Regions from separate parts of the Homo sapiens genome. Here region 2 is linked to region 1. Evidence: chromatin loops called from intact Hi-C (ENCODE). Cell type or tissue: heart right ventricle. All regions are shown on one strand. Links, peaks and the distances in the headings refer to the core of each region. The heading gives the core; the rest is flanking DNA.

The links. Peaks named below come from ENCODE experiments on the same cell type or tissue, not always from the same donor. Only the 100,000 strongest peaks of a DNase experiment are listed, where the experiment ranks them.
Region 2: a loop joins it to region 1, with 4 times the contacts of the local background. A loop is called at or near these places in 14 of 110 quality-filtered maps.

Annotation. Positions count from the first base shown.
Region 1 is chr2:217,509,810-217,525,977 of GRCh38, reverse strand. The region is part of intron 2 of DIRC3 (disrupted in renal carcinoma 3); the gene reads left to right. Among named protein-coding and RNA genes, the nearest start is that of DIRC3-AS1, 240 kb to the right of the region's middle. RefSeq lists a silencer at 15,023-15,112. In heart right ventricle, for the core only: no CTCF peak of the experiment used is centred there; no DNase peak of the experiment used is centred there.
Region 2 is chr2:217,738,988-217,755,155 of GRCh38, reverse strand. The region is part of intron 2 of DIRC3 (disrupted in renal carcinoma 3); the gene reads left to right. Among named protein-coding and RNA genes, the nearest start is that of DIRC3, 43 kb to the left of the region's middle. In heart right ventricle, for the core only: no CTCF peak of the experiment used is centred there; a DNase peak (open chromatin) is centred at 5,975; H3K27ac peaks cover 482 bases.

The DNA of each region.
Region 1 (16,168 bases), core at 5,400-10,399:
AGAAATGTGAGATATGTATGTGTGTGTGTAAGAGGGAGTGAGGGAAGAAAACGTGGGAGTGGAGAGATTGAGAGAGAGAGATCACTAAAGTTAGACCCCAAGAAGAACTTCCAGCCTGGGAGGTATGACATGCTAGTGTTAGTGATGTGATGGAGGGTCATTTCTAATAGAGGTCTTAGTTCGGGAGAGAACTAGATCATAAGGTCACAAGAAGACAATGCAAGATCACAGAAGTCAGTTTCTAGACCAGGTGGCCCATTGTGAAGTCAAACAAGGTACAGGACCACAGCCAGGACTCCAGACCTCAAAGGCATCATCTGAAGCATAGTACATTCTAGATTTGGCATTTCTTCCTTTTTGATTACAATATTGTCAATGTCATCTAAATAGATGACATGTCACAACTCCCAGACCATGGAGGCAAATTGATATACTACATGGCTACTTCCTGAGCAGAGCTACTGGCTAAAATACTTTTCTAGCCCCCTAAATTTACATCATTTCTAATCTCCAAAATCCAGACCACTTAGCCATTATTTCATCAAAACACATTTTTATAAACACTCTGTGTTCATGGCCATGCATTGAGAACTGCAAAGCCGATGGCACATACAGGTACTGTTTTTCATTGTGATCCACTCCCTGAAGGGAGCATTCTCCCATTTAATCATCACCACAAGAATCCCATTTTGCAGAAGCAGCTAGAGAGGTTAAGCAACCCACCCAAGTGCGGAGAATCACTGAGAAGCAGATCTGGAATGCAAATCTGAGCATACCAGCTCTAAGAAACTTGCTTTTAACCTGACGGTTGGAGAGAGACCTTTCTCTTGAGAACCCACCCATTTCGTAGCGCAATATACCTCTCTTATATCCTGTCTTCTTATTTATTGCTGCAAAATCACCCCAAAACATAGTGGTGTAGAATGCCAACCATTTTTATCATGACCTTCAAATTCTGAGGGTTAGAAATTCAGAATGGGCTCAGTGGAGTCATTCTCTGCTCCACAATGTGCTGGTCCTCAGCTTCGATGACTCAAAGCGTGGGAAGTTGGAATCGCTGGAGCTGGAGGATCCACTTCCAAGGTGACTTCTTTTTTTTTTTTTTTTCTGGAAGAATTTAATCAGAAAATTGGGCTTTGTCTTTTATAATTTCTATGTTAACATTTATAAAAAAATCTTTTTTTAAATTTTACTTTAAGTTCTGGGATACATGTGCAGAATGTGCAGATTTGTTACATAGGTATACATGTGCCATGGTGGTTTGCTGCACCTATCAACCTGTCATCTAGGTTTTAAACCCTGCATGCATTAGGTATTTGTCCTAATGCTCTCCCTCCCCCTGCCCCCAACCCCCGACAGGCCCTGGTGTGTGTTGTTCCCCTCCCTGTATCCATGTGTTCTCATTGTTCAACTCCCACTTATGAGTGAGAACATGCAGTGATTTCTCTTTTTTTTTTTTTTGTGAGACACAGTCTCACTCAGTCGCCCAGGCTGGAGTGCAGTGGCTCAATCTCTGCTCACTGCAAGCTCCACCTCCTGGGTTCACCCCATTCTCCTGCCTCAGCCTCCCAAGTAGCTGGGACTACAGGCACCCACCACCACGCCCAGCTAATTTTTTTGTATTTTTTTTTTAGTAGAGACAGCGTTTCACCGTGTTAGTCAGGATGGTCTTGATCTCCTGTCCTTGTGATCCACCCTCCTCGGCCTCCCAAAGTGCTGGGATTACAGGTGTGAGCCACCGCACCCGGCCGATTTCTTTACTCATATATCTGGTGCCATGGTTAGGATGGTGTCATCTGGAGCATGTACTTGCAGCCTCTTTGGCATCATGGTCATGGCATACTGGGAATTCTTACATGGATACCTGCTGCTCCAGGAGTGAGTGTCCCAGTGAACAAGGTGGAATTGCAAAGCTCTTTAGAACCTAGCTTTAGTCATCGCCTAGCCTCATTCTGCTATGCACTATTGAACAAAATATTATAAGCCTGCTCCTATTTAAGGGGTGGGGAGGTGGACCCTACCTCTCAATAGAGGACTGTCAAAGAATTTGTGGGAATGTTTTAAAACCATTATATGAGTTAAAATTCTGTGTCAGTAGCAAGTGGATTGAGAATTTCAGATCCTGATATATGCTAAGGGCGTATTGTTTCTTTCTTCTTTTTAAATTAACTAAATTGAAAGCATTGAAATGGAGACAGTTTGGGTTCTCATTTGGCTGAAGGCATCCTCTTCATGGTGATGCAGTGGGAAGATTGGGTAGCAGCCCAGGACAGAAGAGCAGCTGGACGCAGCCCACCAAAGGGATTCAGACTGAAGTCTCCCTCACCCTCATTGTGGCAGAGAGAACTTCGTAATCAACACTCTCTTGGCTACAGTCCTGGCCTGTCAGTGGACCCTGTCCCCCTTAGCCTGGCAGCTCTCTATTGTTGCTTCTCAGCTTGGATGGGAGGTGGGAGGGACCAAAGCCAGCTTCCCTCCCTTCCCAGGCCTCTTAGACTTGCCGGACACCGGCATCATCCTCCTCTTTGGGCAAGCACCACTGCTCTCTTATCTGCTTCTGCAGGGAGGGAGCCATCAGCACTCTCCCTGTTCCATTGCCAGGCGCCACCAAGGCCCCTCTGGCTTGGTGCCTCCTCACAGGCGGAGTAGCAGAGGCCGGAGTCCCGACTTCTGGCCCCAGCTTCACCCCTAACCCTGGATGTGACTTTAGCTGAGTTGGTTCATCTCTTTGGATTTTAGTTTCTCATCTGCAAAATTAAGGTGGAGTGGTTAAGTCAGTGCTTTAATATGCACACAAATCTTCCATGGATCTGGCTAAAGTGCAGGTTGTGATTCCATGGGTCTGGGGTGGGGCCAAAGATTCTGCATTTCTAATAAGCTCCCAGGTGATGCTTCTGCTGTTGCCCTGTAGTAGCAAGAATTCAGTGCTGTTCTATAGAACTTTCTGCAGTGACAGAAATGTCCTATACTCTCCAATATGGTACCCACTAGCCACAGTGGCTATTGAGCATTTGAAATGCAACTGTTGAATCAACAGGAACTGACTCTTACATTTTATTTAATTTTAATTCATTAAAATTTTAGTGTGTGGCAGGTGGTTAACATGTAGGACAGCATGGGATAAAAAATCTCTAAGATTTGCCACTGACCAGCCCTGTGAATTTGAACAGGGCATTTAATTTCTCAGAACTTTAGCTTTCCTACTGATGAAAAAAAGTAACTCTTCCTGTCTAACAGAGTTTTTGGTGGGTGTGAGGTGTGGTGATAAGTTTTAAAATAATTTGTGGACTGTATAGACATATGTTATATAGTAATGATATTATTACTAACATTATATATTAATTAATATACATTATATAATACTGCCTCTATATATTGAAAAGAAAATTGGAGTCAGACAATTTGGGTTCAAACTGCATTTCCAGCAGTTTCTAGCTCTGTTTTTGGTTTTCTCTGGGCCTGATTTCTCATCTCTAAATTGTATGACATGAACACTTTCATAAGACCCTTGAGAGAATAAAATGGGTTAAATGTTAAGAGGCAACCAGTACAGTGCCTAAGAGGGGTGTCAATTAATGTTAAGATGGCACAGTGGAGCCATCGTCAGTGGTTGGGGTTTAAATCCTGGATCTAGCACTTACTAGCTGTGTGTCCTTGGAGTCGTCATTTAATCTCTCTTTGCTTCAGTTTTATTAGCTTCAAAAGAAAGACAACAATACTGTAGAAAGTTAAATTATTCATTAATTTTGCGTCAACAAATGTTATTTGAGCTCTCTTTTTACATATTTTATGGTAGGTACTTAAGATACAATGGCAAGTAAAAGTTGTCCATGGTTTTATGATTTGTATAATCTGCTATGTGCTAAATCAAACATTACATGAAGCAGAGCATCTGTGATGCTGCAGGATCCTGTAACTGGAAGGCCAGAGAAAGCTACCTTTGGGAAAAGACATTGCACAGGAATCAACTCTCATTTGCCAACTGGACGTTTGCTATGGTTTGAATATTCGTTTCCTCCAAAACTGATGTTGAAACATAATCCCCAGTGTGGCAATATTGAGAGGTGGAGCTTTTAAGAAGTGATTGGGTCATGAGAGCTCTGCTCCTAAGAATAGATTAACCCATTCATGGGTTAATGGATTAGAGGTTTATCATGAGAATGGGACTGGTGGCTTTATAAGCAGGACAGAGATCTGAGCTCAGCCCCCCCTCACCACATGATGCCCTGTGCCACCCTGGGACTCTGTATAGAGTCCCCACCATCAAGAAGGCTCTCACCAGATATGAACCCTTGACTTTGTACTTTTCAGCCTTCATAACTGTAAGAAATACATTCCTTTTCTTTATGTGTAACCCAGTTTTAGGTATTCTGTTACAAGCCACAGAAAACAGACTAAAACAATGTTGGAAAGCAACAGACATAGAAGAGTCTAGACTGGGGGCTATACATTTGTAAGTTGTCTACTCATAGAGTTGTTCAAGAGTACAGGAGATAACGTTTGCAAAGGGTGAGGCACAGCACACCTCTGAGGGGCTCCACATTTCTGAGGGGCTGAGCATATGGCTGCCTCCTTCTGTCCCCTTTCCTTGTGGAGTGGTGAACCAAAACCTCATGTTGGCCTGCAGAGGCAAGTCAGCCTCTGTACCTGAGCCTCCAATCACTGTTGCCACTCAGGGCTTCCTGAGTTCCCAGCTGAACCAATTCATCAACTAATCTGGATATGCCAGATTAAACACCATAAAAAATCTACCAGTTAGTGGATATTTTACTTAGTCCCCATATGAGCAGAAAGCCAGTTCATTCAACCTAGAAGTGAAATGAGATCTTAACTGACTCTCACCAGGAGATCCAATGGCATGACCTTGTAGTTACTCATCTGTATGGAGGTCTGTTGAGCTTTCCAGCATTTGTAATCTGCATTGATCATTTGTGCCCACACACGCACACATGGATGTATGCACGCATACACACCAAAAGGATAGATTCCATTGATAAAGCTTAGTAGTTTTGGTTAATTGAAGCGTTTGATTTTCTTCACAAGGAAGGGGCTTGGAGTCAGGAACTTGTGCCTCTGTATCTCCACACAGCCACTGAGAATATGGTCCACATATGGTGACAAACTGAAGAGCCGCTGGTTACCTCGTTGACTCAGTCTTCTTGCCTTTGCCCCTAGGGCAGACTGCAGCCTCTAAGAAGGATGTTACAGGAAAAACAACAGCTTACCCAGCTCCCCTCAAACCCTCCTTCTAGAATTTACTCCCTTTTTCCAGATTTCAATACCCTTGGGACTGAGTCAATTCCCTGAAAAGCAAGTATTAGAAAGCAAATTTGCCAAATGATCAATTTACCTATTTACTAATGTGCAAGTTGACCAAATTGAATCCTTTATAAGATTTGACTAGAGTGCTTAGTCATTTTGCCAGGAATCTTTTGACGAATTTAACAGGAATGTCTTATTTTTGTTTCTAATAATGTGACACAAAGAAACATATTTTATCATTATTAACAACATTTCAACATTTCACATGGTAATTTTTCATATTATGACAATATGTATGAGGAACTGTTTTGGCTGATGGCTATTTCTGATTTTCTTTGTAGGTTTTGAAATACTGATTTTAATATAATTTAATTTAAAACTGATTTATTTAGTTTTCAAATTTAAATGTAAACTTTTGATTTTCTGTATATTTAAATAATTACTTTAAATTTAGATTTAATTTAAAATTCTAATATGCTTCCAATGATTTTGGATTTAAATATAAAATTATATTTAAATGTTGAATTGTCAGAAATACATAATTAAGGAAGATAACCTGTATAAGGAGTTGATGTACACTACTAAAAAGGGCTTAATGGTTTAAAAAATGGGCAATAACATTTAAATACAATAAAAAGCAGAAGTAGCTTAAAAAAAAACTCGGTTACCTGCAAAATACACCTGCAGAAATGTGTTGATACATAGCATTTATATGTAGTGATTGGAATCTGCAGACTTTATTGATATTATCAGAAATAAGTCATAGTTTGCAACAAAGGTGAAATTATTCCTTTTTGGTAAATCAGCTAAGCAACTAGAGATCCTTTTAAAAAACTCAATTTTGTGTTTTTCTGCCATTTTTTTCTTTGCATTTCTAGCATTCTGCTGTCAATTTCTCATATAGTCAATCTACCTTGGTTTATTATTTCTAGTCATTGATAGCCACATTTAAAAATGTGATATGGGGCCGGGCACTGTGGCTCATGCCTTTAATCCCAGCACTTTGGGAGGCTGAGGTGGGTGGATCATGAAGTCAGGAGATCGAGACCATCCTGGCCAACATGGTGAAACCCAGTCTCTACTAAAAATACAAAAATTAGCTGAGTGTGGTGGTGTGTGCTTGTAATCCCAGCTACTTGGGAGGCTGAGGCATGAGAATTGCTTGAACCCAGGAGGCAGAGGTTGCAGTGAGCTGAGATCGTGCCACTGCACTCCAGCCTGGCGACAGAGTGAGACTCTGTCTTGGAAAAAAAAAAAAGTGATATGGTTGCTCCTGCTGTTTCTAAGTTGATTCTTCCTTGACTATAGTGGACCAGGACTAGTGTGGGAAATCTTTTCTGGGCATCCTCACACCCCTTCCCGGCCTTGGTTTTATCTTTTCTTTTCAATCCTTTCTATAAACTGAAGAAAGCAAATTTCTGCAAAGTAAATTTTCAATAAACTTTGAAACTAAAATAAATTAACTTTAAAAGCACTCAAATAAAGCAGAATTGTAAATAACATTAATTTTAAATATAAGTTAAAATTTAATTCTAGACTCAAGATAGAAATCAGAATTAGGTAGAAGAAAATTTCCAGTAAAAAATTAGAATGCTCCAAAAAGATTTTCATTCAATGCAGAGCATCAAGTGGATAAATATTTTCATTAAACATTATGACATATGAATTTGGTAATGTGAGTGTACTGGTCATTTGGCAAATTGATCTTTCTAAGAACTGACTCCCTGGGCATTAGCTTTCAGTAAATTGACTTTTCAGGGAATTAGCTTTTGTACCAATTGGGCATTCATCAAAATGATTTTCACTGAATTGGCAGATTTCATCCATTTCATCCTCTCCTTTTGAGTTCTCTGGAATCTCCTATATTCCCACCAAGTCCTTGTGAATCTTTAGCTAACTTGGTTTCCCCAGGGGTGCAGATTTATATTCAGAACATTTAATGGCGAAGTCTTTAGGAAATAGAGGAAAAATTTATGTCATTTCTTTGAGGCCAAAGGCTTTTGGGGACTTGTTTGCTTTTTGGGCTTCTTTTATAGCTTTTTGGGTCTTCTTTGGCTAGAGACTAAGTGTTTTAAAAGGGTCCCAGTGAGATAGTTTTGACATCCTTGTCCTCTCCCTGCTCTACTTTGAGAAACACTGGATGGCTAAATGGAATCCCATCTATGCAGAGGAAAAATTAAGGCCCCTAATTTAGTTCTGGAGTTTGAAGATATCTTAAGATCATTTAATGCATGGTTTCTCAACCTCAGTACTGTTGACATTTTGGGCCTGTTGGACTTTTTATTGTGAGGGGCTGTCTTGTGCATTGTGAGGGTGTTTAGCTGCACCCCTGGCTGTACCCACTAGATACAGTATCACTCCCCAATTCATAACAATCAAACATGTCTCCAGATGTTGCCATATGTCCCTGGGACACAAAACCACCCCTGGTTGAGAATCACTGACCCACTCTCCCATCCAATCCAGAATTTTCCTTTAGCTTATCCACCATATGTGCTCTGACTGCTGCAGGGGCCTGACAATGCACCTCCTCCTTTCCAGCCTGTTTCCTGATATAGTCTAATCCCCATTTCATAGATGTTTCAGGAGAACAAAATAGCCATGTGTATAAAATGTCTGGCCTTTTGTTGTGCTTGATAACTGTATTCATTATATTGATCCCAAATCCCCCATCTTTAACTTTTCCTCCTTTGTCTAACACCTGAGTGCCATGCAGACTGTGTGCTCTTTGGATCTCCTGACAGCTTTGAATTCAGCCATTGAAGGCAGCTATCCCATCCTCATTTCTTCTCAGCAGACCAGGCTCCATAAACCTCGATTCCTTTTCAGTTCAGAGACAACACTTTTCAATTTAAGAGGAGATTGATCGCTGAGTTAGCGTGGAGCTGGGAAGAAATGAGATTTTAAGGTTAACACCTCGATGGGGGAGACGGAACTCCTAAAAAGTCCTTGCTAGAAAGAACTGCTCCTTCAGAGGTTGCAGCAATCACTGCAGAGAGGCTGGATGCTAAAAAGAAACCAAACTCCAAGAACATACGTTTCTGCAATGACACCCTAATCTGGCGCCCCATGAGGGGCAGGCTAGGAGACTGAGGCCACACTGCCCTTGACATCTCACTCTCACCAGTTGCCCATTTGGAAATAGTTCCTGACACTTTCCAGGAAGTATAAATGAGTCATGAGCCCTTGAACACAGAGATTTAAGAAGCCACCTGAACCCTCAGAACAGCCAGCGTTTGCTGAGTAGTTTTAAAAAAGCACTGGGTCTTACATTTAAGTCTTTAACCCATTTTGAGTTGATTTTTGTATGTGGTGAGAGATAGGGGTCTCGTTTCATTCTTCTACATGTAGATATTCAGTTTTACTAGAATAAAAGAGATGATTCTTTCCCCAATGTTTGTTCTTGGTGCCTTTGTCAAAAATCAGTTGGCTGTAAATGCCTGGATATATTTCTGGGTTCTGTATTCTATTCCATTGGTCTTTGTATCTGTTTTTATGCCAGTACCATGCTGGTTTGGTTTCTATAGTTTTTTAGTAGATATTGAAGTCAAGTGGTGTGATGCCTCCAGCTTTATTCTTTTTGCTTAAGGTTACATTGGCTATCCAGGGTCTTTTGTGGTTCCACACTAATCTTAGGATTTTTTTTTCTATTTCTATGAAGAAATCATTGGTATTTTGATAGGGAGTGAATTGAATTTGTAGCTCGCTTTGAGTAGTACAGACATTTTAACCCTATTAATTTTTCCAATGCATGAACACAGGATATCTTTCTATTTATTTGTGTCCTTTTTTTCTTTTTCTTTTTTTTTTTTTTTGGAGATGGAGCCTCGCTCTGTCGCCCAGGCTGGAGTGCAGTGGCGCAATCTCAGCTCACTGCAAGCTCCACCTCCCGGGTTCATGCCATTCTCCTGCCTCAGCCTCCTGAGTAGCTGGGACTGCAGGTGCCTGCCATCACGCCTGGCTAATTTTTTTGTATTTTTAGTAGATACAGGTTTTCACTGTGTTAGCCAGGATGATCTTGATCTCCTGACCTCATGATCCGCCCGCCTCGGCCTCCCAAAGTGCTGGGATTACAGGCGTGAGCCACCGTGCCTGGCCGTGTCCTTTTTTTTCATCAATATTTTATAGTTTCATTGTAGAGGTCTTTCACTTCCTGGGTTAAATTTATTCCTACTCTTTTTTTTGGTAGCTGTTGCAAATAAGATTGTTTTCTTAATTTTTTTTTTGGATAGTTTGCTGTTGGGGTTTAGAAACACTGTTGATTTTTGTGTGTTGACTTTGTATCCTGAAACTTTGATAAGTCTTTGAGGTGACAGATATGCTAATTACTCTGATTTTATCATTACACAATGTATACATGTATCAAAACATACTGTACCCCATAAATATATATGACTATTATATGTCAATTAAAAACAAAATAAAACTTTAAAAAATTTTGAAAACATAAAAGGAGGCTTGGTGTCAGGATGCCACCAGATATTCCTGTGGGGAGACTTTCTACATCCCTCCTTGCAGAGGCCAAAAGCTGAGCTGACCTCATATGCTCCCATATGAAAGCTGAATTGCTCTTGTCAATTTCATGCCTGGAATATGCAGGCCTCAGGAACTGCTGTCTTGTGTAAGGGGAGGAATTGTGAGTCAAAGTGCCAGGGATCCATCTAGCTGGTGCCAGAAAGATCCCCCAGCAGAGATGGCAGGCCTTATTTCTCCTTGGATCACGGAGGAGAAATTGGGTTGAAATGGCTCAAGTTTGAGAGGATGGTCTCCCAAAGTCCCACTAGAAGCAGACTGAGGTCATGGACGATGTTAAGACTTGTACAAGAGGCGGTCCTACCTCCTGTCCCCTGAGACAGGAGAGCCTGCCAGCCAAGGGGGTTAGACTTGATTGTTTACACACAGGGACCCTGAGTCTGGCCTAAGGCTCCCTGGAATTTACTCTTAGGCGGTCTCTTGATTTATAAGTCTAAATCACATTAAGTACCATTGTGAATCACCAGTGCCTGTCCCTGGCAAGGTTTTGAAGATAAGAGCTCCAAAATGGGAGGCTTCTCTGAGCCCAGGGAAGAACAGAACTGTTTTCTAAGTCTACGAAAAAGCATTAAACTGCTTTTTGGGCATCTCTGGGAGGTGTGGAGGAGAAGAGGGGATTTTCCAAGGTTTCTTCTTGCTATGATCTGACTTGAGGCACGAAGAAAGAGGAAAGATAAAAAAGGGTAAAGCCTATTGCAGTTTGGAGGTTCCCTATCAGGAATAGTTACTACTCCCTGTGGAAGGTCTTTGTTGTACTGGACACTCTTGAAACAAATGTGACCTTAATCTTTCCAGAAGTATTGAGTCTTTGGCTGGAAAGAATGTCCACCTGGGTTCTCTAGTTCAGTCTCCTGACTAAACTGCAATACTGTTAAGAAACTTCTCCTCAAGAGCCATTGGGTTTCAAGGGTCTTTAGACTTTGCAGGCGGGTATCTCATAACCTCAGATTAAGTCAGAGAGCCAAAGGAACTTGGAGATCAGTCAGCCCAATGTGGTCATTCTGAAGTTAGAAACCCTGAGGACTGGAGAAGTGATGTGACTTGCCTAAAACTACACATCAATTAGTGTCAGGGTCGGGACCATGATCCAGAAGTCTTTCCTCCTAGTCCCGAGCCATTTCAGAGACTCCTGTCATTCTCTCTAGTTCTACCAAACCTGTGTTTGCTGGGGATGTTTAATTGCTTTTGCAGTTTTCACTTTTTTTCCCTCTTCTAAACAGCTATCTTTATCCATGAGGGTGATAATGAGCCATGGGGAACAGTAATATCTATATTTTCCCCTTTTCCTTTAATAACATTTACTGAATTATTCATTATTAATGGTTAGTAATTCATTGTTGAATTATTAACATGTATTGAATTATATTTATTAATTTATTCACTCAACAGTAATCACTGAATATTTATTGAGCATCTTTTATGTGCTAGGGATGGTGCTAAAAGCTCAATGTCTATTACCACATTTCATCCTCAAAGTCACTCTAAGGTGTAGCTACTCTTTGTATCTCTAATTTACAGACAAGGACACTTGGAGAAGTGCTCTAACTGCCCAGGTTGCACCCAAGTTAAACCTGGATTTGAGTCTTATTTCTGCCATTTCTTTGCCTGGTACTTGATTTGATGATTATGTTGTACTAGCTCTCCTACTTGAGTTAAAATTAGCTCTAAGGTCATAAATGGGCTTAAGGACTTCTCTAAGATGATCATTTGCAGACTGGATACAATGTTTTGCAATGGCTATATTATCTCTCTTTCTGCAAGGACCTTCCTGCTGTTCTAATCCTCACATGGAAACTACCATGCCCATCTTCAACTGAGCCAGTTAGTATTTCTTTAGGGCAGGATAACATTTTGGGCCACAAGAAGTTATCAGAAACAGTTCACTCCAAGGTTACATAGAGCACATTAAGCATATTACTTCCAAAGGTGGACTATTTTTGTTATTTTTATCTATTAATTAATATCTATTAATCTATTAGTCTATAATTCAAAGCACTTTAAAAGCTATAAATCTTGATGCATCAAACATGACCAGGCTTGTGGTATATGATAACCATTCTGGATCCCAAATGTGGAGACATTAGAAAAGTGAAGCCAAGGCTGAGCATGGTGGCTCACGCCTGTAATCTCAGCACTTTGGGAGGCCGAGGCAGGCAGATCACGAGGTCATGAGTTCGGAACCAGCCTGGCCAACCTGGTGAAACCCTGTCTCTACTAAAAAAATACAAAAATTAGCCAGGCGTGGTGGTGTGCGCCTGTAATCCCCAGCTACTCAGGAGGCTGAGACAGGAGAATTGCTTGAACCTGAGAGGCGGAGGTTGCAGTGAGCTGAGATCGTGCCACTGTACTCCAGCCTGGGCGACAAAGCAAGACTCCGTCTCAAAAAAAAAAAAAAAAAGAAAAAGAAAAGTGAAGCCAAAAAAGTGATTCAAGGATACAGGAAATTTTACATTTCAGGTGTTCCCTGACATGGCCCCAGCCTACTCTCTGATGACAATATATCCTGCCACCTCACGATATGCATTCTTCATTACAGCCCAGCACACTCACTGTTTCTTAGAACATTGCACTTTGGAGTCTTTCTACCTCTATGCCTGCTCTGGGGCTCTGTATAATACCACCTTCTCAGTGGAACTGGATCTCTCCAGTTGGAATTAATTTCTTCTTTCACTGAGTTCCTCCCTGCATTTCTTATCACACTTGATACATTCCACTTGGTAAAGTAGCTATTTATCTATGTGACTTAGCTTAGCTGGGCTTAGATAGGGGATGCCAGTGAAGGAGTCTAAGCAGGAGAATAAAGGGTCAGGTTCGTGTCTGAATGTTTTTCTGTTTTCTTATACAAAGAGGTTGGCCAGGGAGACTTTGACAGAATCAAAAAGAGCCTTCTTGACCTCTAGGGGTGAAGCTGGGCTGGTGGAGAAAATGAAAGTAGATGAGGAAACTCTGCAATATTTTGGAGTGCTCAGGGGCTATGAAAGTCTATTCTTTTCTGCCTCTGGTTTCCCAATTCTTTCTCTAAGGATACTTTTCAGTTCAACAGATCTTCCTCTTTCCTCTGAGACTCTGCCTAATTGTGTGTGTGTGCGTGTGTATATGCATGTGTGTTTGTGTGTATGTATGGATGTGTGTATGCGTGTATGTGTATGCATGCATGTATGTGTGTATGCACGTATGTGTGTATGTGTGTAGTGTGTATGTGTATATGTATATGCATGTGTGTATGTGTGTGTATACATGGATGTTTGTATATGTGTGTGTATGCATGTGTATGTGTATGCATTTGTATGGCGTATGCATGTGTATGTGTGTATGCATGTGTGTGTACATGTATGTATGCATGTGTGCATGTGTGTGTTTGTGTGTATATGTGTGTATGTATGTATGTGTGTGTGTAGTGTGTATGTGTGTGTGTTTATGAATGTGTTTTTGGTTTTATGCTGATCTGCTATTGTTGTCGTCATTGCTGCCAGTATTCCGGATGCAGATGCAGAGAGATAGAGGATCTACAAGTGACAGTTGGATATAGTTTTCAAATGACTAGTGTTGAAGATTGGATCCTGATAAAGGAAGTTTATCTCTTCTTGGCTTCCTGAATGTCAGAGTCGTGGGAACCTGTGAGCAGGTGACTGAGGGGGCAGATTCATCTCCTGACCTTGACAGCTTTAAGAATAGGAGAATCTCCCTACCCACTCAATATTTGCATCTATTTATAACAGGCAAGAGTCATTTCAAAGCAAGGCAAGGGCATTGCCAGGATGACCTTTGGAGGGCCCTTTTGGGATGAATCATCTGTGATATTGCCTCTTCAGCCACTATGGATGGGGAGTATGTATCATTATTTTAGGCACATGAAAACTGAGAATGCTACATAAATTCACATTATTGAACAAGAGTGGTTATGGTGACCTTGAATATTTTCACATTTACCCTTGCAATTTCCCTGTTCCTTCCCTATTTTTATTTATTTAAAATTATGGTCTTCTCTAGGAATGGAGATGTTTTATGTTGTGGGGAGTGGTCTAGAGGCAGGACCCTGAGCCCAGAGGAGCATGGAGAAGAGGGGAGGAGGTAAGGGCAGTTGGCTTCTTTCTGAACTTGGTGAGGACTGTGTGTTCTAGAGGGAACATTTTGGCCTTGTGAAAAAATAAAACCCAACACAGACATGTGGCAGCTCCCAACTAAGCGCCCATCCCTTAGAGGGCTACCAATCGAATGAACAGAGACCCCAGTTCTCTTTGAAACAGCGAGAGAAACAAGTTTATATTTATTTACATGACACCAAGACTCAGTTAACACAGAACTTAATTTCTTTGTGATGCTGAGGCCTGAGTTGTAAGATGCAGGTTAATTTCTTTTGTGTGTATTCTATGGAGAAGAGAGTCATAATGCTAGAGGAACAGTCTAAAACACATGGAATATTACTGGAAAGACACTTACAGATAGCTTTCCATCAAGAGAGAAAACTGGCATCCAGAGAAGTTAAACGACTTGTCCAAGAGCGTATGGGGTGTTAGTAGGAAAACTGGCCTGGAAGCTGGGAGACCTGAGTCTAGTGAAGCTTTATTGGTAATCCTAAACTGTAGTTTATCTTATATTCAAAACAGCTTTAAGAATTTCCTGAGTCTATAACTTAACTTCCAGATTCCAGATTCTCCCTCTCTCTGTCTATATATACATATATGCACACACACAAATACATATACACACATACAATAAAACATACAATATACACACACAATATAACTGAGATAGAATACTCCAAACTTCAAATTACCTACAGATAAGGGAGTAAACTCCCAGGCTCAAGGTGGTCTCCAGAGCAAGTGCTGGAGCAAAGACTCAGCCTGAAGATTGTTTGGAAAAGGAGAACGGTGCCTGGGGGCATTAGTGTCCAAAACCACAGACAAAATAACCTCCAGAAAGAGAACTTCGCACCTGACTGAGAAATAGCTTGAACAACTCACAGGCCAGGTAGCCTGAGGGCGCTGCTTCAGGATGCGAATGAAAGGGAGGGTTTGACTGCCCATGGGGCTGGGCTGGCCTGTGGAAAGGGCACTATTTCTGGAGGAGAGGGGGCCGCTTGGCAGCAGGGCTTCAGAGGCGTCTGAGTGGAGGGGAAGAACGAAGAAAGAGTGTCCTACCAAGCAAAAGTGGATCTCAAAGCTCAGAAGGCACACCAACCCCTCCCCCACAAAAGCTGCTGTCAGTGAAGAAACTACACTTTCCCATGCCAACAGAAGAGGGTGCTCTTGAACTAAGAAACATGGTCAGTCATCAAACGCCATGACTGCGCCTATCTACAACTGTATATTTAAACATCTAAAAATGAATAGAAAATGGCAGACGACACTCATACAAGGCCAATAACTTAAAAAAAAAAAACAGGAATTAAAACATTCCAGCAGATGAAAATGCTTCTACCGAAATCAAATATGAGGTGGAAGAAAACTGTAACAGAACACCCACACTGAATTGAATATCCTAAAACAAGCATGTGAAGATAGAAAACAAAAACCTTAAATCAGAAGTTTTAAGCTTTATAAAAGAAATACGACCAAAAAACCCTATTATTTTGTGAAAAACCCTATTTTTCAGGAAAATGCGAAATAAGAATTGAGTGAACTCAGGAAAGATATGGAAGGAAAAGACAAAATCATCTTAAAAATAAAGGCCAAGTTATAAAGTACCCATGGAAAAAGAGATTTGACTGAAAATATGAAACAGTGAGGAAAGCCATGAAAAAAGGGAATAAAAATAAAATAAGGAACAAAGCAAAAGAGATCAGAGAGAAAATAATTGATAGAAGAAGGCCATTACAATAGAAAACCACTAGTATTTAAAACCACAGACTAAGAGAAATGTCTGAAATTAAAAGAAAACTTGAATCTGCATCTTTAAAGGCTCCTCAGTATCCCTGGGAAAATAAACCTGGAATGGTGAAGTCCAAGACATATACTAGGAAAATATTGTAATTTAAAGATAAAGAAAAAATTTTTCTAGATCTCCAGGCAAAAGTATCAAATCACTTACATAGGAAAGAAAATCGGACTTCTCATCTAAAGTAAAAGAATAACACAGTCACATCTTCAGGAAACTAAAGGAACTGTGGAATAGCTTTTATGTAGATGAGCTAAGCTTCAAGTATCAAGCGATTTTCTATGTGCAGAACCCCAGAGAACACTGCAATCACTATCCAACTTTAATGGTCCTACTATAGAAAAAACATCATTTAACCAAGATAGGACCTGGACCTGAAGAACTCTGGAAAATGGACTGTGTGAGCATTGAATATATTTCAATGTAAATCTGTAACTTAAACAAGGACAGAGTCATGGGGGGAAGAACAGTTCAACTGTTATATGTGGTGACA
Region 2 (16,168 bases), core at 3,840-8,839, 230 kb before region 1:
GTGATGTGTCTGTGACTAGCTTTCTCTGGCACTGTTTGGCACAGAAGCAGCAGAGCCCCTGGGCTCCTGGGTACTGTGTGGCCTTGCATCAGTTATCTCAGTGTAACCAGTGGGGACAAATGGCCAGTGACCACGCATGCACCCCTTCCAGTGATGCTGGTGAGAGAGAGGATGGGCGGGTTCCATTAATGACCAGGACAAAATTTGCTGTCTCAGGTGGGATGGGGGCTCAGAGATGGATTTAACTTGACTTAAATAATTTTTTTGAAAATTATATTTCTCATATACCTGAAATCGTGGAGTTTGATTTATAGTTGCTATTTCTGAATTTTCCTTAGCACCTGCACAGCGTCTTGTATGCAGCAAGCACTCACTAAGCCCTTCTCCTTACCCTGCCAGTCTACCTATTAGACTAGCCCTGGTGTTCAGGACTTAAAGTAATGGGCCAGCTAGGAGCCTCCAGGGCTGGGTCTCTAGACTGCAGGTGCCATGAGATGGGTACTCCCAACAGTCCAGCCTCAGACACATTGCTCTGCTTGACAAAGCTTTGCAATTCCCATGAGTGACAGCACCAAGAGCTACCATGTCTTGAGAGCTTCTGATCTGCTGGCATGGTGTGAAGCCCTTAGCATGGTATCTCATTAGTTTTCACAGCAGCTCTATAAAGTCCAGACTACATTGTCTCTATTTTGCAGATGAGAAAACTGAGGCTTGGAAAGATGGCAGAGCCAGAATACTATCCCAGGTGGTTGGACACCAGAGTCACTCATTTTAAGCACTTAGGACAAGTGACTGATGGACTGACTGAATAAAGAAGGACAGGAATAATAAAGTTGTCAAATTGGGGAATGGCAAGACAGGATGTATTTATTTCCTGCCTTTGGCACCTGTCTTCAGTGACCCTTTCCCTCCCTTTTCCCCTTAGGCCCCACCCAGAGAGGCTGATTTCCAGTCTGTGGGGTCCAAGGGGGATTGAGGGTCCCCTGTCTGTGCCTTCTGGACCCTCTGGGAGCTCTTGGCTCTTGACTCTGGGCTGGGAGGCTGGAGCCCTATTGCCTTTTCTATCAGGGATGGACAGAGACATTCTTTTTCATTTTCTTTCCCCAATGCCATTTTGTTAAATCAGAAATCCTTGAGGAGTGAAGTCACATTTTCCATGCCCCTGAAAGCTCTGGAGAGCTGATGAGTGTTATTGTAACCAGAGGAGACTGGGGACAAAGGAAGCTTATAATTTTGTAAACGAGGCTTGGGAGTGCCCTGCCTGCAATGGCTTTCCAGAGGGAGAGGCAGAATTCGGAAAAACCAGAGGCAAGAAGAATGGCAGGACTGGCCAGCCTTGAGCCTTGCACCCAGGCAGAGACCCTCCTGCCCCCTTCTCCAGTTACTGTTTCCCAGCCTTCCCTGGGGAAGGAAGTTGGCTTGCTGAAGCGGCAAGATCTCTATGCTTAGAATGAAGCACGTGGGGTCACAGTGCCGGCTCATTCACCTCAGTTTCCTCATCTGCAAAATGGGCTGGTGAAGGATCTGCCCCAAAGAGTCTGCACTCAGCCTGGCGATGGGGCTGTGTTTCATAGAGAAGGAAACTGAGGCATGTGTTTTTCAGATAGGAAGTGGCAGAACCGGGATTTAGATCCCGGCAGTCTTACTCCTGAGTGGGAACTCCCACCCCTTGCTCCACAGCGCTTAGGCTCACCAGAGGCCAAATCATGTGAATCAAATGTGACCCGCGTGCTGCCACCTGGGGTCAGCCCTCTTTGCCCCAGCCTGGAGGGACAGAGGCTTCCGCTGGAAGGTTAGGCTCTTAGGTCTCTTCAAACCTTAACATTCTCGGACCTTCTCCTAGTGGCCAGACTCTGTGACCTACTGCGTGGGAGGGAAGCCTGGGAACAGGTGGCCTATTTCAGCCCCTCTCAAATGAGTTCCAAGCAGGTGGCTGTTGCTTCCTCTTGCTGGCCATGGCTTCTCACTAGGCTTGCACAAAAATGGAGAGAAGACCAAATAAAGCTCCTTTGAGGACAAATGTCTTGGACAGGGCTGGGGGTGGGGATCCAAAGATGGACAGAGCCAACCCCCAACCCTTGCAGGGCTCCGAGCCTGCCTGCTTCCAGGCTGCAGGTCTTCTGTGCAGGCTGGGGTTGGGTGTTCAGGGCTGATGGGGGCAGGCATGTGAGTGATTTGGGGAAAAGGGCTGTGTGGAGGGGATTGGGTCGTTCACACTCAGCCTGGGTCTGTCACTGAGCATGCGCTCCCTTCTCCCTACAATCCTGGCCCTAGTTATCCTACTTCTTTAGCCCTGAAGCCCTAAAGCTGCCCCCTCCAGCAGGTGGCCGAGATTTCCCAGGTGGACTCGGGGGTCCTCCTCACTCAGGCCAAGCTGCCCATGAGGAGCTGCCCATGAGGAGCTGCCCATGAGGAGCTGCCCATGAGGAGCTGCCCATGAGGAGCTGCCCATGAGGAGCTGAAGGGTGATGAGGATCTGCCTGTTTCCTCCGTGAGAGTTCCTCTTTCACTGGCGCAGGCATTGCCCTCCTCAACTTGTGAATGGAAACCCATTCCAAGGGGGGTCTGGCTTTGCCCAGGTGGGTTTGAGATCCCCTAACCCAAGCCGCCTTCATCTCCCCTCCAAAAGCACAGGCTCACTCACAAAGCTCATCTCAGCAGGTTCTCCTCACAACCATGGCTACACTCCTCTCCCTGCTGCCTTCTCTCTGTGTGTATGTCTCAGTGTCTCTGTGTCTCAGAGTCTCTGTCTCTCAGTGTCTCTGTATCTCAGTGTCCCTGGCTCTCAGTGTCTCTGTCTCTCCGTGTCTCTGTGTCTCAGTGTCCCTGGGTCTCAGTGTCTCTCTCATGTTGTCTCTGTCTCTCAGTGTTTCTGTGTCTCAGTGTTTCTGTCTCTCAGTGTTTCTGTCTCTCAGTGTCTCTCTCATGTCTCTGTCTCTCAGTGTCTCTCTCTGTCTCAGTCTCTGTTCCTCTCAGTCTCCCTCTCAGCATGTCTCTGTATGTGTCTCTCAGTGTCTCTCTGCATCACTCTCTGTGTCTCTCTCTCTATGTCTGTGTGTCTCTCTTGATGTGTGTCTCTCTTGCTCTGTTTCTCTCTCGGTCTCTCTCTCTCTCTTCCCCTCCCCTCCCTCTCTAATTTCATGGGACTTGTCTCAGTGTGAGGAAAGCATCTAATTAGTCTTAGAGGTCCTCCTGTCCAGAATTTCTAAAGCCGTGCTCATGACAAATGTCCCAGGCTTGAACGGGACATTTGAGAAACTCTGGGCCAAGAGGAGCAGCACAGAGCCACCCAGAGGATGGCTCTATAAAATGGGGTTACAATAGTGCCTTACCCAGAGGATTTGAGATAAACCACTTAGAACAGAATTCATGTGTGGAGGCCAATACAAAACATCACCAAAGTTAAGCTGCTTTCCCTCTCCTCTTCACTGTAGGGTGCTCAAAGCCTCTACTATGCTAAGGAGAACAGAGAGCTCCAAGAGGGTTGGTAGAGTTGCAGCATTTCCCAGGATTATTTGTCCAGTGAAACCTCTTGCCATGGAGCATCTAGTGGGGTCAGAGTTCCTCAAATCATAGTTGGGAAATATTGCTAATCCAAGCCCCTTATTACAAAGGGAAGTGGAAGCCTCCCTCCCCAAGTCCCTAGAGCCAACTGGGGCACACGGTCAGGAGGCTGGGCTCCTGCTGGGGGAGCAGCTGAACTTGGCTCCAGGATAGCACCCACGGGCCTCCTGTGGTGCTCCCAGGAGCCTTGGCAGTGTCCCTCTAGGGAGTGTCAAAAGCCCTGGGAGGCATGGGGTGTGCGCACCTTGTAAAAATGACCCTGCTGTGGATGCCGGGGCTTGCGCCCACAAAGATGGGTTGCCAGAAGCCCGTGAGAGTGGATGTTGGGGGAAGGGGTGGCTAGACCCTCCCTTCCTTGTGTTTCTGTAGGTGAATCCTCTCGGCTTCAGGGAAGGACTGATAGGGCTCTCAGAATTATGTACCCTCCTGGCCCCCAGTCTGGAATCTGGAAGCTGGACTCTCTCCCTCCTAGGTCTGTATCGTAATCTTTTTGGTGTTGATCTGTAGGAAAGATGATGCCTGCTCCCCACCCCCTCTTAAATTCCTCTTCAGCCTTCTTTGGAAGGTCCTGGTAATACTCTAGCTGCCATCACCTCAGTTGTAACTTCTGAATACCATTAACCCCCTCTCCTGGCAGCTATGACCTGGTTAGAGTCTTATTAGGTTCCCAAGGGTAATGAGGTTATCACCATTTTTTTGCCCCTTTTCTTCTCCCAGAATAGCGGGTCTTCTAAAGATGCTGTTCTCGGCTGGGCGCGGTGGCTCACGCCTGTAATCCCAGCACTTTGGGAGGCCGAGATGGGCGGATCATGAGGTTAGGAGATCGAGACCATCCTGGCTAACACAGTGAAACCCCGTCTCTACTAAAAATACAAAAAATTGGCCGGGCGTGGTGGTGGGCGCCTGTAGTCCCAGCTACTCGGGAGGCTGAGGCAGGAGCATGGTGTGAACCTGGGAGGCGGAGCTTGCAGTGAGCCGAGATCGCACCACTGCACTCCAGCCTGGGACAGAGCGAGACTCCGTCTCAGAAAAAAAAAAAAAAAAAAAAAAGTTGCTGTTCTCTTCTTTGCTGCTGCTGCTTTTTCTTCTACTACTACTACTACTACTTTTCTTCTTCTTCTTCTTCTTCTTCTTCTTCTTCTTCTTCTTCTTCTTCTTCTTCTTCTTCTTCTCCTCCTTCTTCTTCTTCCTCCTCCTCCTCTTCCTCCTTCTCCTCTTCCTCTTCTTTTTCTTTCTCCTCCTCCCCCCCTCTTCTTCCTCCTCCTCCTCCTTCTCCTCCTTCTCTTCTTCTTTCTTCTCTCTTCTTGACAGAGTCTTGTTCTGTCGCTTAGGCTGGAGTACAATGGCATGATCATAGCTCACTGCAGCCTCAAACTCCTGACCTCTAATGATCCTCCTGCCTTGACCTCCCAAATTGCTGGGATTACAGGTGTGAGCTACTGCCTTCTTAGCTTCTGTTTCTGGGTCACTATAGCTTAGAGCTGGTTTGCTTCAGAACTAGCCCCTGTTGTTGACTTCAAAACTCTTCTAACCAGGGAAAAAGAAACCTGGTGAGGGAGGATATAATTCTCCTATAGTCCATCTTCCAAAGGGGTGGAGTTCCACTGCCCCAGTGTCAGATATCCACTTAGATTTCTGTAGCAGCCCTTCTTTGTCTTGACCAAATGTGCTGACTTGCAGGGTGCTCTCTGTGCCTGACTGGGAGAGCGACTCCCTTCTCATCGCAGCCTGTCCTCTTCACTCACGTGGGGTCTCAGCCCAATGGAGAGGGTGGCTGGGTGCTAGTGATAGCCCAAAATTAGGTCTGGAGGGCCCCCAGCATAATGAAGGGGCCTAAGAATGCCCAGACTCTGGTGAAGCTGGCAGGTAGGGCAGGCTGGTACGAGCCTCCACTCACCTGTGAGCTGGTATCTGCCTAGTTGCTTGGTCTAGGAGAATGGATGACTCTCATTTTGAGTGCTTTTTGGGGGCAAAAGAAGGGAGGTAGGCTATTTCTTATTGTCTATGCCAGGGCCATAGGAACCTGAGGGGCCAGGCCATACAGAATAGTTCCTTGTATGGGAGGTAAGAGGCAATGGTACCATGGCATTGCAGGTCCCTGTCCCTGTCCCACCTTCAGAGCCCTTGGGAGTTCTTTGGCTGCTCTGTGACTCAGGGGTCCTGAAGGCCCAGGCTGGCTCTGCCCCATGTTCTGGGTGGTTATGCACCAGAACCACCGCACATATGTCAGATCTGCTCCTATGGCAAGGGCCAGGCCTTTGCCCTGTGGAGGCTGCAGGGCACACACAGTCCTGTTTACCACCCATATGTCCTTTCCGGAGTGGATGCCAGCAGCCTGCGGAGGCTGTGGGATCTCACTGGAAAGCCAGGGCTGGGTCCAGGAAAGTTGATTTTCCTCTCCTGAGATGCCTGCATGGGCCTCAGGCCAAGCTCTGCTGAGGGCTGGCGACTGACTGGGAAATGTTCAGCTCCCCTGTCATTGTGGACTCCAGTGGCAGCCTCTGGGGAGGAGAAAATCTGCATGGAGGGCAGTGCAGGCTCGCCTTGCTGATGAGACAGAACAAAAGGGAGGGGGGTGGGTTACTGGAGAGGGGACAGAGGATGTTCCTCAGGGGTAAAAGTGCTGACTAGTGAATCTGACCCAGGAAGAGGAGGAGGCAGCAGGAAGGGGGAAGGAAAAGCAGTGGAGATATTGGAGGAGCCAAAGGGGGCACAATTGTTCCTCCCCCGAAGGGGAAACCATGGGGAGCAACAGCTGGAACAGGAGTGGAGCTTGGAGGGAGACAATAATGGAGCTCGATGCTTTGAGATTCAAGATGGCAGTACCAGAAAGGTTGACTCCACTTGGTAAGTGGAGAGGCCTCAGGACAGGCAGAGGAAATTCTCTTTTTGGAGTTTGACTCCATGTCTTGTGGGCTTTCACTGAAGTGCAAACCCATGAGGGCAGAGATTCCTCTCTGTTTTGTTCATTGCTTCAACCCCAGTGCATAAAATAGAAGCCAGCACAGATTAGATTCTTAAAAAAAAGTTTGTTGAATGATAAATAGTTTGAACACAGGGATATAAGAAAAGGAACATTATATCTTAGGGCAAGAGCTAAAAGTCTCTTTCAGATCTACTCTGGGGCCCTAGAAATGCTTGACAAGGAGTAGTTTGGGGAATATTTAGGATCATCCCACTGCAGGGAGCAAACTGAGGGAGACTTTTAACTAGGGGAGAGGCAGGCAAGGTAGACTGTGCTGGGGGTGATCCAGGCCAGAAGACAAGGGATAGGAGGTCTTGGCCAAGGTGAGTGGATAGAGGAACAGGGTATGGAGTCAGGTGTCACACCGGGTGGGCTTAGCCTGCCTTCTGAGGCTCTGGAGAAGGTGATCTTCAGGAGTTTAGGTGGCCCGGGGATGTCTGTACCCCAGCAGCAGGGCCTCAGAGCAAATCAGGAACAAGAGCAAGACAAGGGGGCTGGGCATTTGGAGTTGGGTCTCAAAGCAGATTACCAAGACAGGGCCTCAGGATGGGCCCAAGGCAGGAGGAGGCCAGTGACCATGCACGTAGGCCTCGGGGCCTCAGGGCTGCAAGGCCAAAGGGAGCTGTGTCCCAAGGTGGGGGATGAAACTCCTTTCTTTGGCTTCCTGTAAGGATTCACACTGGGATTTGTGACCTGGTGAGCTGCAGGTGGAGGTCTGGGGGACCTGTGACTCTATGGTAGGAACAGGAGAGCCTCAGACATTGGGAAGCAGACAGGGTCCTCACATTGGGCACATCAGCAGCAGGCATGGCGTGAACAGACACAAAATAAAGAAGTTAGCTGAGTGGACAAGAAAGGCCAAGGAGGGTGACCGTGGAGGTCACAGGCAAAACGGAGGCCTTTGTGTGATGTGAGAAGCAGGCTCTCTTTTCTCTGTGGGACAGACTTGGATTTCTGTGCTCAGCGCAGAACCAGTGCACAATCTTTCCAGGGATGAATAGTCCTTTCTGTGTGACAGAGAGTGCCACCTGCATCAGAGAGTGGCTGGGGAAAGAGATGAAAGAAAGAGGTGACTTGGAGATAATTGCAGACATGGAGTATTGAACACTTGCAGGAGGAAGCAGGCAGATGTCGTGTTATACTAGGAAAAGAAAGTAAATTTCCTAAGGCCACAAGCATGTTGGTGGCACAGCTGGTCAAGACTTAGGTGGGATGTGCTCTCTGCCACCCCCCACTGCCTCCCAGGGGCCCACGCAGAAGTTTGGAGAAAAAGAGTCCCTGAAAGGTGGCTGAAGTCAGTGAATAAATAAATTAATGGAAAGGGAATGTGTTTTCTGACCCCGATTTCAGGGAGGGCAGCTGGGGAGAAGGCCAGGGGTTTGTACTCAGGAAATGCAGCCTCCAGAAGCCGGGCAAATCTGAGCCTTTCCCCGGCATCTGAGGAAGCCATGGATAAAGTCATCCATCATTTTCTCAGTGGTGTGGAGAGCTCTGGCAGTCCCAGAGTGAGGCAGGAAGCCCCACTTCATGGCACTTCCAGAGGGGTCTGATATTTGTTTATGCGAGACATGGTCCAGCTAAGAGTGACTTGATGATTCAGCATCTCCAGGGTGGGTGAGGTGGGAGGAGGCCAGCCTGGAGGGTGGGTCCTTTTCTGTTGGCCAGTCCCTGACTCTTGGAACTCTCCCTGCAATATCTGAGAGAGCAGGAGCACTTAATTATTCATTCCACAAACACTTCCTGGAAACTGACCTTGTGCCACGCATGGGCTAGGAGCTGAGCAAAGAATGGTGAGCAATGGCAGGTGTGGTCTCTGCTCATGTGGAGCTTTGTGTCCAGTGGGAGAGAGAGGGTTACTCAAATAATCACAGACTGGGATGTGCGTTCTAAGGAGATTTTGAAGTCAGGGAGGATTTCTTTGCACAATAACACCTGTGTTGAGATAGGAAAGGCGATTAGACTCTTTCTAGGTGAGGTAAGGTGGTGTGAGGGAAGACATGAGTTTTCCTCTAGGGGAGCAGCATGGGCTAAGGCCCTGTGGCAGATAGAAGCATGGTGTGTTTGACAAAAATCTGAAGAGCAGGGAGACTTATCAGGAGGTGGCTGGATACTTGGGCCAAGGGCCCAGGTTGTGCGGAGTGAGAGGAAGGCTTTATCTTCATCCTAAGGAGCAATGGGAAACCTTTGAGGGCTTTTAAACGATGGTAGTGGAGGGTGGATGTTTAACATAATTAAATATGCACTTTGCAAAGCTCCCTTTGGCTGCTCTATGGACAACATATTTGAGAACAGAGTGGATTTAAGGAGACCAAATAGGAGGCTGTGTAAGTCATCTAGGTGAAGGATGACAATTGCTGAGACCTGTGCAGATGGACAGAGGTGCAAATTTGAGAAATACGATAGCAAGTATTTATTTAGTATTTACTATGTGCCAGGCACTGTCCTGTGGGTTTTACATGGTGTATTTAATCCTCACAATATGGTAGATACTATTCTCCTCATTTAAAGATGAGGAAACAGGCATGTGGAGGTTTAGTAATTGGTTGAGCCAGGGTTCAGTCTGGGAGCCCATATTCTTTTTAAAATTTATTTATAAATTTCTTTTAGTAGAGACAGGGTCTCACTATGTTGCCCAGGCTGGTCTTGAACTCCTGGTCTCAAGCAGTCCTCCTGCCTTGACCTCTCAAAGTGCTGAGATTACAGGTGTGAGTCACTGCACCCGGCCAGGAAGCCCATACTCTTAACCATCATCTTTGCTACCTAGTGGCTAGGATGTTAGGAGATGAGAATGAGAGGACTTGGTGGTTGATTAGACTTGAGGGGTGTAAGCATGAGAAAAGAGATGGCCTAGGCTCCTGGCTACCTTAAGTGGGTATTGTTTACTGTAATAGGCACCAGCTGAATGAGACTGGGTTTGGGGGAGGAGTTCATAAGTCTGCCCTTGGACAGTGTAGTGGTTTTAAAATAGTCCACAAATTCTTTGATACTCCTCCATTTAAGAGGTGGAGCTTGATTCCTCTCCCCTTCATTGTGGGCTGGATTCAGTAACTTGCTTCTAATAAATGAATTATGGTAATAGTGATCACGTCTGGTTTTCAAGGCAGGTCATAAAAAGCACTGTGGCTTCCATGTTGGTTACTCTCCCTTGGAACACTCACTATAGGGGAAATCAGTTGCCACATTGTGAGAGGGCCATGTGGCAAGGACCTGAGGCCTCCTGCCACCAGCCAGCACCAACTTGCCAGTATGAGAGTGGGGTGAGCCCTCTTGGAAGCAGATCCTCAAGCCCCAGTCAAGCCTTCAGATGATACAGCCCTAGCTAACATCTTGACTGCGCCCTGTGAGAGAACTTGGGCCAGAACCGCTGGCTAAGCTGCTCCTAGATTACCGATCCTAAGAAATTGTGTGAGATGAGAAGTGTTTGCTGCTAAATTTGGTTATAAGTTGTTATACAGCAGTAGATAACTAATACAGACAACCAAGGGTAGGTGTTGGGTAGGCATTTGTTGTGACTTGGAATTATAATTTGGAAGTTGACAGCATTTCAGTGGTGGCTGAGCATGTAGAAGAGAGTGCAGGCCCACATCGGGATTTGAGAAGTTTTGTCCTTAAGTGGCTCTGTAGAGAAGGATGAAGGCCCTGAAGGGGACTGGGAAATTGGATGGTTTGCAAGTTGGGCTCCGTGTTGACTTTGGTCCTGTGGAGGGGCCTCAGGGGGTGGATGGAAATTTGATGAGAATCTAGCCCTGCCAAGTTTCTACTCTGATTCATCTGGAGTGGCCCTCCTTTTTCTCTTTTTAGCAAGGGGTCTAGTAAGATTCACCGGGAAAAAGCAAGGATCTGATGCTGAAATATTGGAAACTACTAATCTAGTGCAACCACTACTTTTACAAATGTGGAAACCGACTTGCCCAAGGGCAGGCAGCTTTGGACACAGGTCTCCTGGGTCTAGTGTTCTTCCCACTGGGCCTCCTTGCCTCCAGCACCTTCCAGTGGGTCTGGGGGAAGAGAATTAGGGACTGTGCAGAGGACAAGATGGGGTTCCTGCCTTTGACATTCTGTCCCCCCAACCAGGCACACACTGGGGAACAATGACACCCCTCCATGCTCCGCGTGGTGCCTTCTTCTCGAACAAGGCAGGACATGAGCTCATTCCTGGCTCTGCTAGGCATGTGGCTTACCAAGACCGGTCTTCTCTAGACTTCAGTTTCCTTATCTGTAAAATGGGAATGAGGATTCATCCTTCTTCACCAGGCTGCTGTGAGGGCCAAATGAGGTCCTAGTAGGCCAGAGGACTTTTCACCAGTGAAGTGCAGTGTAGTTGGAACAGGTAGGTCACTGCTGGCCAGGGAATCTCAACCTCTTCAGGCTGCCTCAGGCAGAGTGGGGCCCTTGGGGCCCTGGAGACCTGGCAGTCCCCACATGGTGTGAATCTTTTGCTAGAGCAAATCCAGGCCAGCTGCTCTGAATGTTGGTGCTGCCAAACTTTCAATAACCTGGGACCCTTGCCAGTCAGGATGTTCTCCCTGGGTCTGATTTGCAGTGCAAATTGACTCTTAGCTGTTCCAAATTCTCTTGGCTCTCGAGTACCCATCCTCAGGCCCCAGTACTCATCCTCTAGTCCCATCCCCCATTCTGTAACTCTGTCCCCCCAGTTATCTCCTCATCTAATTTGGAATTATCAGTGGTAGAAATCAAATAGTGTACCCCCATTGTTTATATGGGAGACTCAGCGGGGTCCAGGAAAGTGACGTTATTTGTTCACAATTACACTGTCCTTTACCATTTTTTCTTTGATGAGTTCCTTTGAATGATGCCTGTGATCTGCAGCTTTCCACTTAATTTTCCTGTTTTTGGGCCCCGGCCCCTAATCCACCTACTCTTCCCTGACTACCCAGCTGATGACAATGGGACCATTGCTTTCATCTTTACCTACCTGCACCACCTCTGGTGGCTGACTTATACAATCCCTTGGCTGTCAAACCCAGTCTGGTCTTATGGCTGTGCTTCCAGAGTTTCTCCTCCTCTGGTCCTCTGAGGGTGAGCAAGCAGCTCTTAGAAGAGGAGACAGGAAGCCCCTGACTCTGGGCACCTCACTCCCCAGCCCTCCCCGTCTCTCCCACTCTCTCAAGCCTCCAGGCTGTTTCTGAGGTTTGGAATCAGTAGAGAGTTTTCCCCTGACCCTATATTTTATTCTCCCACTTCTCTTTACTTGAACCCATTTGTAAGCAAAAAACCATTTGGGGTGTTGTGTTTATTTTTTCCTTGTTCCACGGGAAATTACTCAGAATGTATAAGTATGTGTTTTCCTTAGAAAATAGATTCCTTTACATTTTGGCTTTGTGGTTCCCAAAGCAAGTGGACCCGCAGAGACCTAGGCTGCCAAGAGGGCTTCCCATCCGGGAGCCCTCTTGGCTTCAGAATTACACCCTTTCTCCTCTCAGGACCAGTCACCCCCTCCAGCCCCTTTTGGGGCCCACAGCTTCTTAAACCCCACAAGACTTCAGCCAGAGTGGGCCTGACATCTCTCAGGAAGACCAATTCTTCCTGAATCTTTACTTTCAATTCCTCTTTCTCTCTGCTGGTGGAAGACACTGTGATGGATCATGGCATGAGAACATTTCCCCTCCTCCACCCTCCGGGGCTGGAGTTAAACATAGACTTGAAGTTCTAAGTTCGAATCCTGGCTCTGCCTCTTGCTGGCTGGTGACTTGAGCAGTCGACTTCATCTCTTTGTGCCCTGTTTTCCTCTCCTGTAAAATACGGCCATTGACAGTATTTGTGCAGAAGGCCATTGGGAGGGTTAAGAGAATTAATGGGTGTAAGGTGGTTAGGACATTGTCTGGCATGGAATAAGTCTCATCTTATGTTTTCTTTTGTTCCTATGCATGTGCTTCTCCCTGATATGTACTCATTTTAGTTTTAGCCTTAGTTACAGCCCATTCCCAGTAAGGTGCAAAGGCAGGTGGAGACAGGATGGGGTCAGTGTGGCTTCTTCTCATCACCTTCCCCCAAGTTGAGGGATCTCAGTGCTCTTTTCCTTGGCTTGGCCCCTAACCCAGAGCTCCTTTCCCTCCCTTCCAAAAATCGCCTTTCTGTTTGCTCACCCGTGTTCGTAGCAGCATAATTCACCAGAGCCAAAAGGTGGAAGCAGCCCAACTGTCCATCAATGGATGAATGACTCAACAAAACGTGGCATTTCCATGCAAATAGAATATTATCCAGCCTCAAAAAGGAAGGAAATTCTGATCTCTGCTCCAACATGGATGGACCTTGAAGACATTATGCTAAATGAAGTAAGCTGAACACAAAAGGACAAATATTATATGATTCCACATGTAGGAGGTATCCAGAGTTGTCAAATTCAGAGACAGAAAATAGAACAGTGACTATTGGGCCTAGGAGGAGGGGGAGGATGGGAGGCTGTTATCTAATGGGTAGAAAGTTTCATTTTGAGATAATTAGAACATTTCTGGAAAAGGAGGATGGTGATGGTTGTACAACAATGTAAATGTCCTTAATGCCACTGAACTGTACACTTAAAAATGGCTAACATGGGAAATGTAATGTTATATATATTTACCAGAATATAAAGGACAGAAGTAAATAAAAATATATCAATAATAAAAAAATCCATTTTGCCTCTTGAGACTCTGAGAGGGGTACTCATAGTACAGTATTCATGCCCTGTGGGGGGTATGAGGGTGAATCAGTCTTCCAGGGATTGGGCTTGCCGGTGAACTCCTAATTGGCCCACCTTATTGCTTTCAACCCTTGAGGGAAGCTCTTTCCTGGGCATCCTCCCTGGGGGATCCTCAAGTTCACGGGGTCACAGCCTTGACAGGGAGCAGCCTCCATGTTACAGAGATATCTCCTATACTGTCCTGGAGCCGGGGACTGGCTACTGGTCGTGGGTGTGTGGCTGGGTCCCCCAGCACTTCACTTGCTGTCAATGCATGCATGTGCATTCATCTAGGATTAATTAGGCACCACTGTGTGCCAGGTAGAGTGCCAGGCTCTGGGATACAGAGCCAGCTGGTGCCCTGCTTCAATGGGCTTTTGTTCTAGTGGTCAATGGTCCATTTTGAGCACCAGGCTCTGAGCCATTATTTCATTTCACTCTGACAGCCACCTAGCAGGTGCTGTTGGACTCTCAGCCTTCTTTGGAGCAGCATTCTTTCTGTGGTGAAATGCCTAGGTCCATTTGGAGACGCGAATGGGAGGTTTGGTGGTCCCAGTAAGAAGAGATTTCTCTCCAGTCTCTATCTGTCCCACTTGCTTGAAAGACTGAGTCATTCGAGGGCCTCCTCTGGGGCTAGCAAGGGACCCCGTAGGTGCCTTGGTACCTCTTCCTGCAGCCCCCAGTGGCCCCCATAGCAGGCCAGGCATAGTCAAACCCCTGGGAAAGCCCAGCTCAGAGCCATCAGTGATATCTCTGAGAGAAGTGATGAGTGTCTAGTCACAGAGCGAAAAGGGCAGAGACTACATTACCAAGGCCCTAGGTATAGAAGACCAGTGCCCTCCTGCCAGGGCTGTGCATATGCCCAGAGCTGCAGCAGCCTTTGGGGGGAAATTGCAGATTAGACCAGGCATGGTGCTGGGCCTCCACGAGACAGCTGTGCGGAAGCTGTGATGCCCTTCTCTTGCCTAATTCCACCCTTCTGTTTTCACTTGCTGTGCGTCCTGCTAAATTCCCTTCTCAGGCTAAAAGTTTCCATCTCTGGGCTTGGCCCCAAAGTGAAATTCTCTGGAAACTTTCAGCTGAGTTCACTTAGCTATTGTTGAGTGAAAGGTAGGTGGGGGAGGAGACGATTTGGGTTCAGCTTAGTTTTGATACTGCAAATGCAAGTGCGGCGAGACCTAGAACTTTCCCCTTGGCTGCTGGGGTTTCAGTTGGGGTCAGGGAGGCAAATGGGGTCATGAAGACAGCTTTGGGCTGGGATTGGGACCCCTTGGGTCCTAGTCCTGACAAGGTAGGTCCTGCCTCAAAGCCCTGCTGGTCAAGTTGCTTTATCTCTCCAGGACCTATTTGCTAATTTTCAAAGCCAAATCTTTTGAAGAAATTATCTCTAAGGTTCTTTGCGCATAGCCCTGATGTTTGCTGATTGATGCCTTAATCTCATGATATGATTTTTGTTTGAAACAAACCCTGCTTTTCTCTGTGTGTGGGCAGCCATCAGAAGGTTCTAGCTTCTGTAGATGCCTGTGCGGTGCTGTCAGCCTCCAAATCATAATCAACCATGTGGCTGGGCCACAAAAGTCTCAGACTTGGCCTGATGGAAATCAGGCAGCTGTCCTGGAAGGAATGAGCTTTGCTCTGCCCGCTCTTCCTCTCCTGTTTGTTTGGTTTTACTCTTGTTCTGCGTCAGGGATGAGTTGGTTGGGAGAAGGGTACAAAACTTAGAGCCTAGATCTGCACATGTTGTTTGGTTTGGGAAATTAAAATATTTGGTTGATTTTAGTCCAATAATGTAATGTTTTTAGAAAGACAGGTTATTGGTCTGGATTCAGCTGATTTTTTTTTCTATCCTAGCATAAAAAGATTTTTAAAAATCCAGCAATTACAAAAAAAATTTGCAAAATGCCCTCTGTGAATTGGTTCCTCCTAAGTGGGTCTTCTGTAGGTGGGAGCTCTGAGGTGCAACTAAGATGAGCAGAAAGGGCAGGAGAAGAAGGGGAGACAGAGGCTGATGTAGGATTTTTATATCACTAGAAAGTTTTGTGGCTTCCATGCCATTTCTGGGACATAATTGGAAACTGCCTAAAATGTGCAGGGAAAGAGGAGGAAGGGGCTGTGAAGCTCCCCTTCCCTAGAGACCCTAAAAGCAAGTAGGTCCACCGGTATCCCTTGGGTTTCTTAGTCATCCTGTCTGGAGGCAGAGGGAAGGATGAAATGACCTCTGGAGGGCATATTAATGCAAATGGGAAGATGAACCAACCCATCTGGCTGAGTAGTAAGATCACCTGTGAGAGTGGAAACGTTTGCAAGTTGCCTCTCCCTGGCTGGTAGCCCATCTCTTTCCTTCAATCTCTCTCTTTTTTTTTTTCTAGTCCTGGATCAAGAATCTGTCATTCAGATTATTCCAGAGCCCCTGCCCCAGTTCTACTTATGCCTCCTGGATGCTGAGCTGACAGGCGTGGTGAGGCTCTGGCAAGCTTCTGCCTTCACACCCATTCCCCCAAGCTCACTGTCTTACTTTGCTCTTGGGAATCTTGTCTACATTTTAACAAACATCAGTTCACATAGCAGATTTGAAGCAATGAGGGACAGGCTGGGGAGGGGAGATGTTCTGGGATGGGAGATGCTTCTCATTTACCCTGTGGGTACCTGCCTTTTGGCTGGTCCTGAAACTGTCAGTATTCATCGTTACCATTCATTGAGCAGCTATTATGTGTGGGGCTCTGTACTGTCCTCTGAGGGTATTATCCACATTTTCCAGCTGGAGAAACTGAGATTCTTGCCTAAAGTCACAGCTTTGGTGAGATGCAAAACAGGGATGGAAACCTAGATTTGTCTGGCTTCAAAGCCTGTGCTCTTACCCAGCATACTCAACCATTTATTGGTGGCCAATGGTCATGAGCAGTTACCAGGATACCCTGTACTTATTGCTGTGTTCCTGGACTGGTGCTAAGTGCTTT